Linked DNA regions of Homo sapiens: region 1 is linked to region 2. The links are chromatin loops, found by intact Hi-C in ENCODE. Cell type or tissue: PC-9. All regions are shown on one strand. Each heading gives the region's core, and the rest is flanking DNA. Links, peaks and the distances in the headings are about the cores only. Region 1 overlaps GAS6 (growth arrest specific 6). Region 2 holds the start of LINC00452 (long intergenic non-protein coding RNA 452).

Region 1 (8,212 bases), core at 213-8,212, 76 kb after region 2:
TCTCCGGGTCTGTGCAGCCTCCATGCAAGGGGCCACGTGGAGCCGGGAAACCTTCCCGGGGAGAGCAGAGGCCGGTGCCCTTGTGAAGCCCCGATGGCCAACATGTGCCTAGCCTCCTGTCAGGAGCTTCCTTTTTTTTTTTTTTTTTTTTTTTTGAGACGGAGTTTCGCCTTTGTTGCCCACACTGGAGTACAATGGCACGATCTTGGCTCCACCTCCCAGGTTCATACCACAACCTCCGCCTCCCAGGTTCAAGCGATTCTCCTGCCTCAGCCTCCCGAGTAGATGGGATTACAGGCATGCACCACCACACCCAGCTAATTTTGCATTTTTAGTAGAGATGGGGTTTCTCCATGTTGGTCAGGTTGGTCTCGAACTCCCGACCTTAGGTGATCCACCCACCTCAGCCTCCCAAATTGCTAGGATTACAGGCGTGAGCCACCACGCCCGACTGGGAGCTTCCATTTTAAAGAACACCATCATCTCTCCCTTCACAGGTTATGGGAAGACCGGCAAACAGGAGACTTTTTGTTGTTACTTTTTGATTCTGTTGCAATATTTTTGTTACTTTTTCTGATTTTGTGTGTTTCGGTGCCATAAATGGTTGTTGAGAACTGATGTGGCGGGTACCAGCTAGGGACAGGCAGGACAGGCGATGTGGGTTTCAGGCGTACACAGCCCCGTGGGAAAGAGACAGGGAAACCAGCACAATTCACTCTGACCCCAACCTTGGCCTGCAGTGCGAGGCGCCCAGTCACAAATGTGTACACACAGTGATTTGGGGTCCTTTTTCCTAAAACAGCTTCTTTATCAGGACTTTGGAATTCTGGGTGAGATAGAAACACTGAAAACAGGGCGGAAGTTTTTTCTTCTGGCTTCTTAGTCCACGGAGGGCTCAGCGTGGAGAGGATATGCCGTGGCATTCTCCCTGGGAGACCACACATGTTCCCGACAGCTCAGACCCCAGACCGCATGTGCTCCTGACAGCTCAGACCCCAGACCGCGCGTGCTCCTGACAGCTCAGACCCCAGACCGCAGGTGCTCCCGACAGCTCAGACCCCAGACCGCGGGTGCTCCTGACAGCTCAGACCCCAGACCGCGCGTGCTCCCGACAGCTCAGACCCCAGACCGCGGGTGCTCCTGACAGCTCAGACCCCAGACCGCGCGTGCTCCCGACAGCTCAGACCCCAGACCGCGGGTGCTCCTGACAGCTCAGACCCCAGACCACGCGTGCTCCCGACAGCTCAGACCCCAGACCACGGTGCTCCTGACAGCTCAGAACTCAGACCGCGGGTGCTCCTGACAGCTCAGACCCCAGACCGCGCGTGCTCCTGACAGCTCAGACCCCAGACCACCGTGCTCATGACAGCTCCTGTCCGCATGCTATCTTAAACTCTCAGCCCCCACTGGGCCCTGTGCTGCTACCTGAAAGCTGCAGGTGAGATGCGAGGCACGAGGCCACGCACGCTCTGAGGAAGGAGCTGTCAGGCGCTCCTGAAACAAGAGGACATCGGAGGGAGGCAGGGACAGGCCTGCGTCCCATGGTGCACAGCCTGTGGCCCCTCAGACGGGCCTGTGTGGCCTGGTGGTCACCTACAGGGCATTTGGAAGTGGGGTACTGGTGTGGCCAGGGAGAAACAGCCTGGGGGTCCCCGGTGCCTCTGGGCTCCGGGCCAAGATCTGAACCAGTCTGTTGAGTTTTCCATCACGTCCCAGATCCGGGGCTGTCTGCACAGCTTCCCACCCCGGCTGGGACTGCATCTCTCGAGGCCCTGCTCCGACCTCACTGTGGCCTCTCCACCGTGCATACCACCCTATAATGCACCGCTTTCATTGCAGTGCGGACCCCTCTGGACGTCGGGACTGAATCAACCTGGGAAGTAGAAGTCGTGGCTCACATCCGCCCAGCCGCAGACACAGGCGTGCTGTTTGCGCTCTGGGCCCCCGACCTCCGTGCCGTGCCTCTCTCTGTGGCACTGGTAGACTATCACTCCACGAAGAAACTCAAGAAGCAGGTAGGGCCTCCGCCACCCAGGGCGTCCTGACCGGCTCGACCCACGGGTACGTGGGCTGCACTCCCTGGCAGGGGACGAAGGGGGCCCGCGGTGGGATCCCCAGGGACCCCCAAAGCCTCTGACCAGAGGTCTGATGAGCCAAGCCCGGCGTGGGCCACGCTTCGGGCTGCGGGGGTTGTTTGGACACCAGGTCACCGCCACACAGCTGAGGGGGCCGGCGCCTGCGAGCCACACTCGGCTCACAGTGTGGGAGCTTTTCCCCTGTTCGGTTGGGCAGATGGTGGCTCACAGCAATCTGAATTAGTCTCTGGTGTTTAAGTCAGATGATTTCAGCAACAAACTCAGTTTTCCAATTTCCCTGGAAAAGTCGGATCTGTGACCTTGGCCGGTCCCCCAACAGCGTCTTTCCGTGGGGGACACCGGGTGGAGCTGAGTGCAGCTGCCCCTTGGACAAGGTCCCCCCACCCCCGGTCCTCACAATAAGTCAGCTGTCCTGGGCTGGGGGACTCATGCTGTTTTCCCCACAGAACAATCAAGAGGTGACAGAAACAGCTTTTATTCTCTCGCTCGTGTGCTAAGGAGGGAGACATGGGTCAAACCAGAGAGGCTCACGTTCTCCAAGTCTGCCCACCCCGGGGCCACAGAGCCCTCCCGCTTGCTGGGATACGACAGACAGGCTTGGTTCATGCAAATGCTCGTTACCAGGGCCAGACCCAATCTCAGCATCTGGAATAAACAGCTGCTGTTATGTAGCAACAGCCGACCCCTGGGCTGCTGGGCTGTGGTGCCAGCGTGAGTGCCCACCGGGCTGGGAGGCCGCCACCGCAGGGCTGGGTCCTGGGTCCCCATCAGGGCCACCCCAGTTCCTGGTCAAGTGCAGCCTCGGTCTTGTGTGTGCCTGGTGCCTGGGGCTGGGGTTGACCCTCTCACACCCAACCTGGGGGCCACACTTGTTCCCCCACAGCCTCCCAGGCTGGCCCCTGGCTTTACGTGCAGAGAAGCTGAGCCCCAGGTGGGGTGGGGGTGTCATCCACAGTCAGCGAGCATCCAGACCCAGGGCTGCAGGGAACCCTGGACGGAGACAGGCGTGCGGCGTAGGGGTGGCCAGCAGCTGTGAGGACCAGCTTGGACCTAACAGCTCACGTAGGGGTGGCCGGCAGGCCCTGACCACACCTCGGTCTCCTGCAGCTGGTGGTCCTGGCCGTGGAGCATACGGCCTTGGCCCTAATGGAGATCAAGGTCTGCGACGGCCAAGAGCACGTGGTCACCGTCTCGCTGAGGGACGGTGAGGCCACCCTGGAGGTGGACGGCACCAGGGGCCAGAGCGAGGTGAGCGCCGCGCAGCTGCAGGAGAGGCTGGCCGTGCTCGAGAGGCACCTGCGGAGCCCCGTGCTCACCTTTGCTGGCGGCCTGCCAGGTAGGTGCTCCCTGCTCCGCTCAACCCGGGTGAAGAGCTCCAGGGAGGCCCAGCTTGGTCACCCCAGATCTAACCTGGACAGGCTGGGGTTTCTGGTAGTGAATGCGGAAGAGGACTTGTGTTTTAAGAGGAAGGAGAAGTCCAGGTGGGTCGTTAGTGGCTATTATGGTGTCTCGGTGCTGGTCAGGTCATTGGCTGAGACTGAGAAACACGTACGGGGGCCGGCATTGGCCTGAGTCAGGCCCCACGAACCTGCATCTTCAGGGAGCATTCGTCCACACCCATCAGACCAGCCCCGGGGGAGAGGGCTGGGCAGACCTCGGGCCAGGCTGCAGTTGGGACCCGCGGCTGTCACCGCAGCTGTTAGCAGCGAACAGAGTGACCGCCAGCCCCTCCCATGTCCAGCAGGGCGTCCTGCCGTGTCCCATGGGCTACACAGCACAGAGGCTGGGACCGGGGATGTCCTTGCCATGAGCTGGGAGGGTCAGCGGAAAGGCACGTGGGAGCCGGCAAGTCCTCGGCTGCCCGCAGGTTTTCACTTGCGGCAAACGGCAGGATTTCTCTCTTGGCTGCCAGACACAGACTCCACTTAGTTTTAATAAACAGAGCTTTGAAGAGGATGAGAGCGAGCCAGGAGGCCTGCAGCCTGAATGACTCACTGGGCACAGAAGAAGATCACGTTTAACCGATGGGACTGTCTGTGCTCCCAGCGGGGAAGGGAGGGCTGGCGTCTGCAGAGCCCAGGCTGGCAGATGCCTCCTGCTTGTCTGCCGGGTCTGCGGCCAAACGAACGGGGACCGAGAAGTTAGAGAAGAAAGGGAAACCCTGCCCTTTCGGAGGGAACCCGGGGCTGGCCACAAGCGCTGCCGGGGGTGGGGGGGCCAGGCGGGGCCGGCCACGTGGTGAGCTAAGATATGTTGTTCTCTCCCTGCGGCCCAGATGTGCCGGTGACTTCAGCGCCAGTCACCGCGTTCTACCGCGGCTGCATGACACTGGAGGTCAACCGGAGGCTGCTGGACCTGGACGAGGCGGCGTACAAGCACAGCGACATCACGGCCCACTCCTGCCCCCCCGTGGAGCCCGCCGCAGCCTAGGCCCCCACGGGACGCGGCAGGCTTCTCAGTCTCTGTCCGAGACAGCCGGGAGGAGCCTGGGGGCTCCTCACCACGTGGGGCCATGCTGAGAGCTGGGCTTTCCTCTGTGACCATCCCGGCCTGTAACATATCTGTAAATAGTGAGATGGACTTGGGGCCTCTGACGCCGCGCACTCAGCCGTGGGCCCGGGCGCGGGGAGGCCGGCGCAGCGCAGAGCGGGCTCGAAGAAAATAATTCTCTATTATTTTTATTACCAAGCGCTTCTTTCTGACTCTAAAATATGGAAAATAAAATATTTACAGAAAGCTTTGTAACACCGCGTGGCCGTCATCTGCTCCCCGCGGGGTTCTGCACACGTAGCAGCGTTTGGGATGAGCGGGGCTGCCAGGGCTCCAGGCCGCACCCTCAGCCGCTCCAAAGATCCCTCCCTCTTTTCTGCTCCCAGCCTGGTTGGGCAGCCACGGTCTGCTCCCCAGGAGCCTCTGACTCCTCTGGTAGTGGCGGCAGGGGCTGGAGCCTCAGTTTACTTGTTCTGTAAATGCGGAGAACGCCCTGCTCGGCCCCCACCACAGGCAGCCAGTCATTGCTGAGTGAGGAGGGCTTGGCACACAAATGCAGGCTGCTGGGGCAGCGGCCTCTGAGCCAACCTGGGAGGGACCCCGAGCTGGGACCGAGGGCCGGAAGACACCGAGGCAGCGCCTGCACCCCTGTGCCATTCCCGTCCCCACCCTCCTGCACAGATCCACTTGCTTCCGGGCCTCAAGTGTGTTCTGTTGAGAAAGGGAAACTGCTTTCTCTGTGTCGGTCTGGGGTAGAGCTTGCCAGGAGCAAAGCCAGCCCTGCTTCCCGCGTCCCCACTGGCAGGGTCCCCATGTCCCTCAGCCTCAGCTTCCTTGTCTGCAAGGGGTGGAGCGGTCACTGGTGCTCTCTGACCCCAGCAGGCCACAAGTCTGCAGGGAAGGTCAGGGCAGCCGGAACGCGGCCAGGCAGGTGCCTGAAATGCAGTCGGGACCCTGCCTGCCTCCTGGAAGGATGTCGGAGCCGCAGCTGGTGGGGGCCACGGAGTCACTGCTTCTCCTTGGTCCCAAGGGGACGACCAAGACTCATGGCTTGACGCTCCCGTGGGACGCGGCCACCTGTGCTCGAGCCTCTGGGCCAAACATGGGTCCCCAGGGTGGATGCGGTCACTGCAGGGGCCACACGGGGGATCAGGGAGGGTTTCAGCTCTGAGGCCCAAACCAGGATTCCACTTTAAGACCAAACCCCCACCCGTGCTCGGAGCTCCCTGGGCAGGAGTGAGACGGGGCAGCTCGGAGCAGCCCCACCTCCCACCAGTCAGTCCCAGAGCTGCGCCCACCGGGCAGGACAGGCTGTGCGTCGGGGCATCTTTGCCTCTGCCTGGCTGGGGTCAGCACTTGACCTAGAGAAAAGTCGGGTGGAGAAGAAGGATAGAATCCATGAGAACCCATCCAGGGATAAATCGCCACAAATGAACTGCAAAGAGGTTTCTAGAAAGAGGCCTGTGGCTTTGAAGGCCACAGGGGAGGCCCCGCTGGCTGGACTGACAAGGTGGCATCGGCCGAGTGGGCTCCTGAGGGGCAGCCTCGGGCCGGGAAGGAGCGGCTTCCCTCTGGCCCCCGGCCTGACGGCTGTGGAATGGGCAGAGCTTCTCCAAGGCTCGGGAGCCAGCAACACTCATGCCCACCTGGAGGGACCCTGCCCGCCTGGGCCGAGCTCACCCCACGGATGGACGGCCAGCCAGGCACCTTGCCAGGGGCCATGCACAGGGGGCCCCATCCCCTGCCGTCCAGAGCCGCCCAGCTCGTCTACGCTGGAGCCTCCAGGCCCTGGTGGTCCCTGAGGGTCCCTGGCAGGCCCACCCTGTGTCTCTGGGGCTCTTGTTGACCGGTGCCAGTTATGGGCTCCTCGGGCCACATCCCATGACCCTGCGCCATCGTGGGCATGATGCCACTTGCTCTGGACACGCCGGGCAAGGGCCTCTTGTTCTCCCCAAAATCTTGGCAGCACCTGGGCAGAAGTTCTGTTGATTGAGGGCTGCAGCCTGAATTCAGGACTTCAACCTAGTCTAAGAGGTATTGCAGGCAACTTTCGCTTCGGTACCGTGAGAAAATAGTGACGGGGGAGGCCCTGGCCTCAGAGGGCAGACGTCAGGCTCCTGCCGGCTCCCTTCGGAAACGTCCATCTGCCGCCAGCGGCCCCGCGTGTGTGTGACGGCTCTCGCCAGCCTCGCCCAGCAGCACGTGGACCTTCCGCAGGCAGATGCGCTTTCTCCACTCGGGCCGGGACAGATGGCCACCGGCTGCTCACACGGTCGGGGACCCGCAGCCCAGGCCTCCACGCTGGCTCCGGGATGTCCAGGTGCTGGTTGGGCTGAGGATGGTCGGGCCCAGGGCTCGGATCTGGCCATCAGCACAGAAGCCCAGTTCTGGGAGGCCCAGGCGTGGATGCTGACGGCTCGCTAAGCAGGCCAACTCGTCTGACCCCGACGATGCCAGAGCCAGCTGAGCAGAGCTCCAAGAAGCCCGTGGAACACAGCCCCCTGGGCCCCAGGAGAGCCCTGCACTGCCCACTGCACGGCCTCACACGGCCACAGGGGCCACAGCCGCACGCTGGGATCCCAGGCTCCAGCCCGGCACCGCGGCGTCCCTCAGATCCCGGCCTCCAGCCCGGCACCGCGGTGTCCGTCAGATCCCAGCCCGGCACCGCAGCGTCCCTCAGATCCCGGCCTCCAGCCCGGCACCGCGGCGTCCCTCAGATCCCGGCCTCCAGCCCGGCACTGCGGCGTCCGTCAGATCACATTGGTGGGTGCCCCCCAGTGCTCTCCCATAATGTTCCCCAGCCGGCTGGGAGCCTGCTCCTGCCCAACCTCCATCCTCCCCAAGTCAAGACGGCCAGGAGCAAAAACAGGCAACGGCCAGTCTCAGGGACAGAGACGTGGGGAGGCCCCCACAGACACAGGCTACAGTCACCAGTGTCCTCAGGACACAACCCTCCGCCTGGGTTTCTGCTCTGCCTCCAGACGAATCAGGAACTTCTGTTTCCTAGTATTGTTTTCTTAGAGTTCCGGGGGTGCCAGAAGTTATAATAACCACTGTCCCAAACAAGCAAAACCAATGGTGCTAGGAATTGCAACACAGAGGCCCAGCCAGGCCTGTCACGTTGGCGACCTGGCACCCTCCACAACCAGGCATGTCTGGGGTGTGCAAGAGGATGGGAAGACAGAGCACGTGGTGCAAGTGCTGGTGCCCTGGGGAGGCAGGAGGGATGTGCCCCTTAGAGGGAGGAGGGATGTGCGCCCTGGAGGGAGGAGGGATGTGCCCCCTGGAGGGAGGGGTGATGTGCCCCGTGGAGGGAGGGGGGATGTGCCCCCTGGAGGGAGGGGGGATGTGTTCCCTGGAGGGAGGGGGGATGTGTCCCGTGGAGGGAGGGGGGATGTGTCCCGTGGAGGGAGGGGGGATGTGTCCCCTGGAGGGAGGGGGGATGTGTCCCGTGGGGGGAGGGGGGATGTGTCCCGTGGGGGGAGGAGGGATGTGTCCCGTGGAGGGAGGGGGGATGTATCCCGTGGAGGGAGGGGGGATGTGTCCCCTGGAGGGAGGGGGGACAGCCCTGACTCTGGGCTGGAGAGGAGGAAGGAGGTTGGGCATGTGTTTTGCAGGTGGGGTCC
Region 2 (8,384 bases), core at 289-8,288:
AGTGGGAGGATGTTCTGCACCGTTTTTCTGGAAGCTTGGGTCTAATTTTTCAGTTACTTAGTTACTTATGGCTTTGAGGCTGGATAGCTTCGTATATTTTGTTTCCTGAAATGACCCCACAGGTTCTACAGAGCAGGAGAAAAGGCTGGACAGGGGTCCCCACTGGATGAGACGACCTTCCCGCCCCCTCGGTCTGGGAGTCTGTGATCTTCAGGGCCAGCCCCCAGCTGGCAGGCCCCACCTGGAAGCTGAGTATGCCTCTGCTGGCGGTCCCAGCCTTGGCAAGGCAGCTCTTATTTCTCTCCAGCCTGCGGTGGTTTTGATAAAGCGGCATTTCTGCCTTGTTGGAGCCTGGTTAGTGATGATGCATCTTAGTCCAGGCCTCTCGAGTTTGAAATAAGAACCCCAACCCTTGGATGAGCCAGAACTGCCTTGGTTTGCTGGTGTCAGTTCAGAGCATTGAAATTCCTGCTTCACTTTAAAGAAAAATCTGTGCAGTAAGAATCTGTGTTTCTAGACTGCGTGAGAGAACTCGGAACTTTCTGTCACTTATTTTTAGAGATGTCCCAACAATGATTCCCTCTGCCAAGCCTCTGCCTGGGGGAACCCACCTTCCTGTCTCAGGTGAGCCTGACCCCTCCCCACCCCTTTGCTGCTGCTGGACTTCAGAACAGATTGCAGGCAGCAGCTACAAACCTCAGCTTCTGAAATGTCACTCATTCATCCACTCGCCTGTGCAATCCTCTCTCTAAACTCCCTATTGGGGCCAGTTCTGCAAGTGTGTCTAGGGCCGCACACACAACGGTGGGCAAGGCCCGCACTCACTGGCACGATGGGTCTGGCCCTCCAGGACAGACAGTGGGCCTGTCACCGGGCCCGTGACTTCCAGACACGAACCCTCCTCTTTAGCGAAGCAGGGAATTTGTCAAATACTGGCCCTAGCAGGCATAGCACAGCACCTGGCTTCTAACAATCAGTGAGGGGAGAAAAGGTGCAGGACACTAATGGGGCCACATTTCTTCACGAGGACTTCAAGGTTCTGCACAAGGAGGTGAGTGAATCTCAGACACAAAAAGTACATTCTGCACGGTTTCGTGTCAGTGACTTTCAAAAACAGACCCCACTTACCTCTGATGGGAGACACCAGGACGGTGGTTGCTCTGGTCAGGAGACCCCACTTACCTCTGATGGGAGACACCAGGACGGTGGTTGCTCTGGTCGGGAGACCACACTTACCTCTGATGGCAGACACCAGGACGGTGGCTGCTCTGGTCGGGAGACCACACTTACCTCTGATGGGAGACACCAGGACGGTGGTTGCTCTGGTCAGGAGACCACACTTACCTCTGATGGGAGACACCAGGACGGTGGTTGCTCTGGTCAGGAGACCACACTTACCTCTGATGGGAGACACCAGGACGGTGGTTGCTCTGGTCGGGAGACCACACTTACCTCTGATGGGAGACACCAGGACGGTGGTTGCTCTGGTCGGGAGACCACACTTACCTCTGATGGGAGACACCAGGACGGTGGCTGCTCTGGTCGGGAGACCACACTTACCTCTGATGGGAGACACCAGGACGGTGGTTGCTCTGGTCGGGAGACCACACTTACCTCTGATGGCAGACACCAGGACGGTGGCTGCTCTGGTCGGGAGACCACACTTACCTCTGATGGCAGACACCAGGACGGTGGCTGCTCTGGTCGGGAGACCACACTTACCTCTGATGGGAGACACCAGGACGGTGGCTGCTCTGGTCGGGAGACCACACTTACCTCTGATGGGAGACACCAGGACGGTGGCTGCTCTGGTCGGGAGACCACACTTACCTCTGATGGGAGACACCAGGACGGTGGCTGCTCTGGTCGGGAGACCACACTTACCTCTGATGGGAGACACCAGGACGGTGGCTGCTCTGGTCGGGAGACCACACTTACCTCTGATGGGAGACACCAGGACGGTGGCTGCTCTGGTCGGGAGACCACACTTACCTCTGATGGCAGACACCAGGACGGTGGCTGCTCTGGTCGGGAGACCACACTTACCTCTGATGGCAGACACCAGGACGGTGGCTGCTCTGGTCGGGAGACCACACTTACCTCTGATGGGAGACACCAGGACGGCGGTTGCTCTGGTCGGGAGACCACACTTACCTCTGATGGGAGACACCAGGACGGCGGCTGCTCTGGTCGGGAGACCACACTTACCTCTGATGGGAGACACCAGGACGGCGGCTGCTCTGGTCGGGAGACCACACTTACCTCTGATGGGAGACACCAGGACGGCGGCTGCTCTGGTCGGGAGACCACACTTACCTCTGATGGGAGACACCAGGACGGTGGCTGCTCTGGTCGGGAGACCACACTTACCTCTGATGGGAGACACCAGGACGGTGGCTGCTCTGGTCGGGAGACCACACTTACCTCTGATGGGAGACACCAGGACGGTGGCTGCTCTGGTCGGGAGACCACACTTACCTCTGATGGCAGACACCAGGACGGTGGCTGCTCTGGTCGGGAGACCACACTTACCTCTGATGGCAGACACCAGGACGGTGGCTGCTCTGGTCGGGAGACCACACTTACCTCTGATGGGAGACACCAGGACGGCGGCTGCTCTGGTCGGGAGACCACACTTACCTCTGATGGGAGACACCAGGACGGCGGCTGCTCTGGTCGGGAGACCACACTTACCTCTGATGGGAGACACCAGGACGGCGGCTGCTCTGGTCGGGAGACCACACTTACCTCTGATGGGAGACACCAGGACGGCGGCTGCTCTGGTCGGGAGACCACACTTACCTCTGATGGGAGACACCAGGACGGCGGCTGCTCTGGTCGGGAGACCACACTTACCTCTGATGGGAGACACCAGGACGGCGGCTGCTCTGGTCGGGAGTGGGGGGCAGGTGGTGGGGGTTGCGAGAAGGGTGTGCAGGAGCGTTCCGACGAGAGGCTGTGTCTCTATTGGGGTGAGGGTTGCATAGGAGAAGCAACTGATCAAAACTGCACAATGAAGATTTGTATATTTCATTATTTGCCTGTTTTACCTCCCAAATCCCTCATTCAGGTGCGATGGAATGGGAGCACTGGAGACACAGACAGCTGAACGTCGCACGCTGTTGCCCAAGGCTGGTCCGGCTGCTGGGGCTGCACGCCAGGCCGGGGTCTTGGGTTCTCCGAGTTTATGCCTCTTTTCCGGCCTGCGAATAAACCAATAGAGAAGAGGAGGTCAGGAACTTGGTGACTGTGCCATCCAACGTGGTGAGATGAAGGCAACAGTGCCCATCTTAGAAGGTTGTCGTGAGGATTATGTGAGTTAATTTACAAAGAGCACACAACATGCCCAGGGCTGTGGTTGTTTTGTGAACATCATTAAAGTCTGGTAAACTGTTTTCCCCTCAGCTGTGGCTGCAGCACTGGAAACACTGGCTGCCTAAGGTGCTGGAGGTCGGACTGCAGTCTGGGTCCTCCCAGTCCAGATTCCTCAGCTTCACTGGACAGACAGGCTCACCTTTGGAAACGCCACAAAAATCCACTTGTGCTATTTGTGTTGGTTTATTACTAAATGGACATGTGATTTATTTGGCATAGCAACTCTGCCTTTTCCCAAGAGGTTCCCTGCTTGGGGTATTATCTCAGATGGAGGGCTGAGGCTGTCTGGTCCCATCCTGGTGAGTGGTGGGCGAAGAGACGTGGTGTCCAAACCACATCACAAGTACTGGAAGGGGGTGTTAAAATCTCTGTCCACATTGGAAATTAATAAAACATATTATTCCCCACAGATAGGTTGCAAAGCCCTGGTCTACAAGGTCAGGGACCTTTTTCTGTGGGCCCAGCACTGTCCACAGCCTGAGAGCAGAGAGAACAGAGAACAGGTGAAGCAGCTGTGACTAATGAACCTGCCCTGCCTTCTCCTCTAGGGCAATGGAGATAGGCCCAGGGTGTCCTTTGGCTTTAGCCAAGCTCTACCATGCAGACAGTAAGACAAGAGCAGAGCTGCAACAACCACCAGGCCCATGATATGCCCCCAGCCACCCCACAGAGAATCCACTATTAATACCATGTTACTCGCCCTATCAATCCCACATTACCCCATCATCAATCCTACTAGCTATAGACCACTAAGCTCAAGGGTCTGTCGCCACCTCTTGCCACAGTCAGTGTCCATGAACAGTGTCTGCAGGGCTGCTCTCTCAGGGCTCTGAAGAGAAGCCAATGGTGGAAACCTGGATGTTGGCAGACATGGCTCATGGCAGTGGGCATCTCCCCATTTCAACCTCACATATTTTTCACATGGTTCAGGAACCACAGAGCATTCCAGCCGTTCATAGACACGGACATGATGTCAGTATTTCCTGCTGACCTTCCTCTGTGGAATGTGAGGGCTCCTGCCCCGTGGGCCCCAGTTGGGAGCAGCACTCCTGGTCCATCTGCCAAGCCAACTGCTTTTCCTCCTTCTCACCTCTCTGCAAAGCATACTTTCGCCACCACAAAAGGGGAGCATAAAAGGAAGGAATGTACCAGCCACATGCCAACTCTTACTCTCCCTCTTTGCAGCATAAACCTTCCGATTTCTTATAACCCTTTCCCATCTAAAGCCAATTGGTGCATCTCAAATAGCAATATATGATTCTGAAATTAACAATAGAACCTTATTAGTGCAAAATGAAGCCCAGTTTGCTGTAGGCTGAGATGTTTTGAACCATCTAAGGGAGTTGAGTTATTTTAGCAGCACAAAGACATTCTCCAAAAACATGTTCTCCTGGAAGGCAGCACTAGACAAAGAGACTAATGATATCTTGTGCTGTTGGGTAATCTCAGGTGGGCCCTTAACTTTTCCAAATCACGGTCTCTCAGGAGGCTGCAGATGAGTGGGTTCCCACGGCCTCTTTTGAGCTCTGGCACTAGACAAGGTGGTTTATAATGGGAAGGGGCAAAAAGTGAGCTGTGGAGTCTATAGACTTAGTTTGAATTCTGGTGTTTCAAGTTTCCAGGGGTGTGACCTCAAAGAGCATGTTTAACTTATTCTCAGATACCCTATCTGTGAAGAGGGTATGGCAACTTAAGGGTTAATACAGAGGATTCAAAATAAAATATTTAAATGATAAATTTTTCAATAAATGATATTAGGACAATTAGTTATCCATTTTGCTAAAACAAAATTCCTCCTCTCTACTCTTTATCGCATGTATTAAAACACACTTCAGAGGATCAAAGATTTAAATGTAGGCTGGGCACAATGGCCCATACCTGTAATCCCAGAACTTTGGGAGACTGAGGCAGGAGGATTGCTTGAGGCCAGGAGTTTGAGACCAGCTTGGGCAACCTGGTGAGTCTCTACAAAAAAAAGAAATAAAAAATTGGGGGCTGTAGAGAAAAAAAATTAAAAAATTAAAAATTTCACTGGGCATGGTGGTGCATGCCTGTAGTCCAAGCTACTCAGGAGGCTGAAGTGAGAAGATTACTTGAGCCCAAGAATTTGAGCCAGGGGTGAGCTATGATTGTACCACTGCACTCCAGCTTGAGTGACACAGCAAGACCTGGTCACACACACACACACACATACACAAATTAAAATTAAATTTAATAAGTTTTTTTTAAAAAAGATTTAAATGTGAAAGAAGAAAGAGGGCACTCCCTCTGTGGTCGCCACTGGCTCTCAGAAGTAGTGCGTGAGCAGGAGGCTCCACTCTGATCCAGGAGCACTGGCATCTATGAAGAGGGAAACCAAGAAAAAATTCTTTCTGCTATCTTTCCTTTCAGTAATGCTTATCTTAAGAACACTCAACTGGAAAACCACTCCACCTAAAAGTAGGAAAGATGGCAATTCTAAATAGCAACTATTATCCCAGGGAGACCCCTCAGATATGTGAGGAATCAAGCCATAAATGTGCATTTGCTGGACATTATATACCACGTCATCTCTATGACTACAGATTTTAAGGATAATTTTTACTCACTTAACAATTTCACTGTAACAGTGACTGATAATGTGAAAATGTGCTTTATACAGTGCTGCTGATGGGTACACAGACAAGTTCTTGCTGCAATTATTTCTAAATCTAGCCAGATCCCAGAGTCATGAAGATATAAGCTCTGTGAGACCAGGGACCATCTCTCTTTCTTGCATCATAGGCACACTTGATAAATACTCATGGCTGGAAAAAAAAAAAAAGAGGGAAAGATAGAGAAAAGGAGGGCAGGACAAAGAAAAGGAAAAGAAAGACAGAAAGTAATAGAAAGCAAAGGTGCATATTTTTATAATCTTAGAATGAAGAAGACCACTCAGGAAAATCTTAACACCTCTCTGGATAAAAAATTCAGAAGGCACTGCAAAAAACAAAGCTAATAAAATATGTTTACACTTTTAAACTCTTTGTGGGAAAAAAACATGGTAAATAAAAGAAAAACTGGGGGCTGGGAGTTTTCAATTCACTTACAAAGAGTTGATTTCCATAACTACAAAGCATGCTTACCAATTAAAAAGTAGAGAACAGGACCCAACTTTTGGTAATGGCAGAATAGCCCCCACTGAACCAACCTTTCCACAGGTAACAGCTATAAACTTTAGGTAAAATATGGGGGGAAAACCTGCTTAAAAGCACTGGAGTGTGATAGAAGCAGGCAAACACTGGAGTTCTTGTGGTGATGGAAATGTCCTGTGCTTCAACTGCACTAATGTTTGTGTCCTGATTGTGATGTTGCTCTGTAGCTTTGTGAGTTGACATTGGGGGAGGCTGGGTGAAGAGGACACAGGATTTCTGTGTTACTTCTGTGTGTGAATCTACATATACTTCAAAGTAAAGTGTAATTTTTAAAAAGTCAATTTATGGCTAGGCATGGTGGCTCACGCCTGTAATCCCAGCACTTTGGGAGGCTGAGGCTGGTGGATCACAAGGTCAGGAGATCAAGACCATCCTGGCTAACATGGCGAAACCCCGTCTCTACTAAAAATACAAAAAATTAGCCAGGTGTGGTGACAGGCACCTGTAGTCCCAGCTGCTTGGGAGGCTGAGGCAGGAGAATGGCGTGAACCCGGGAGGCGGAGCTTGCAGTGAGCTGAGATCACTCTACTGCACTCCAGCCTGGGCAACAGAGCCAGACTCCATCTCAAAAAAAAAAAAAAAAAAAAAAAAGTCAATTTATGTAATTTATATGATTAGAAAATAAAGGATTAATTCTAATCATCAACAGATGTATAACAAACATTTGAAAATCAACAACCATTAATGATTAAAGAAAAAACCCAGGAAGCTTGAAATAGAAGGAAATTATCTCATACTGATAAAGAACATTCTTAAAAACCTAGAGTGAACATAAATATCAGTTTCCTCTTAAGATAGGAAACAAGGCAAGATTGACCATTCTAACCATTTCTTTCCACCATTGTCCTAGAGGGCATGGTTGGTGCAATATGACAAGAAAGAAAGCCAGATAAACAAAAACCTCACAGCAAAGGCTGAAGGTCTGTTTACCTCAGCTTCTTCGGTCTAACACATCATGTCCAGATTTCCAGAAAAAATTACAAGGCGTGCCAAAAGGCAAAAAATACTGTCAGAAGACACAAAATGAGCATCAGAACCAGCTCAGATATGGTAGAAATTTAGGAATTATCAGATCGGGAATTTAAAATACCTATGATTAATGTGCTAAGGGCTTTAATAATAGAAAAAGTGAACAATATTAAAAAATGAATAGGTAAAATTGAAATGCAAAGAAAGTGTAAAAAGGAAATGCAAGAAATTATAAACACTGTAACAGAAGTGAAGAGTGTGTTTAATGGGTTCATCAGTGAGCTGATAAGAAAAGAATCAGCCCGATATGTGGGTCAAAGAAACCTCAAGAGAAATTAAAAAGTATTTTGAACTAAATGAAAATGAAAATGCAACCTATCAAAATTTGTGAGAATCAGTGAAAACAGAGCTTAGAGGGAAATTTACAGCATTGGATGAATATATTGGAAAAGAATAAACATCTAAAGTAAATAACTTAAAATTCCATCTTAAGAAACTAGAAAAAGAAGAGCAAATCAAATGTAAAGTAAGCAGAAAAAAATAATAAAAATCAGAGCAGAAATCAATGAAATTGAAAACAGAAAAACAATAAAGAAAATCAATGAAATCAAAATTTGGTTCTTTAAAAACATTAATAAAATTGATAAACCTTTAGTCAGACTAGTCAAGAAAAAAAAAAGAGAAGACACAAACCTCTAACATCAGAAATGATAGAGGGACATCACTATAGATCCCGTGGACATTAAAAGGATAATACATGAATATAATGAACAACTCTATGCCCAGAAATTTGATACCTAGATGAAACTGACTAGTTACTTGAAAGACACAATCTACCAAAACTCACAACAAGGAGAAATAGATTAT

The links. Hi-C counts contacts between places; a loop is a spot of excess contacts. Peaks named below come from ENCODE experiments on the same cell type or tissue, not always from the same donor. Only the 100,000 strongest peaks of a DNase experiment are listed, where the experiment ranks them.
Region 1: it touches region 2 in a loop (6-fold over the local background); 63 of 110 quality-filtered maps call a loop at or near these places.

The regions. Positions count from the first base shown.
Region 1 is chr13:113,817,178-113,825,389 of GRCh38, reverse strand. It overlaps GAS6 (growth arrest specific 6), which reads left to right. Exons shown (of 15, transcript NM_000820.4): 13 at 1,840-2,015; 14 at 3,204-3,432; 15 at 4,372-4,841. The coding sequence ends at 4,526. All of the region lies in intron 1 of GAS6-AS1 (GAS6 antisense RNA 1), which reads right to left. It also overlaps LOC124903220. Among named protein-coding and RNA genes, the nearest start is that of GAS6-AS1, 5.7 kb to the right of the region's middle. RefSeq lists enhancers at 3,150-3,698, 4,248-4,797. In PC-9, for the core only: no CTCF peak of the experiment used is centred there; DNase peaks (open chromatin) are centred at 4,069 and 7,729; H3K4me3 peaks cover 929 bases.
Region 2 is chr13:113,893,345-113,901,728 of GRCh38, reverse strand. It overlaps LINC00452 (long intergenic non-protein coding RNA 452), which reads right to left and starts at 6,626. Exons shown (of 8, transcript NR_164112.1): 1 at 6,480-6,626; 2 at 3,042-3,203. In PC-9, for the core only: no CTCF peak of the experiment used is centred there; a DNase peak (open chromatin) is centred at 4,378; H3K27ac peaks cover 1,716 bases.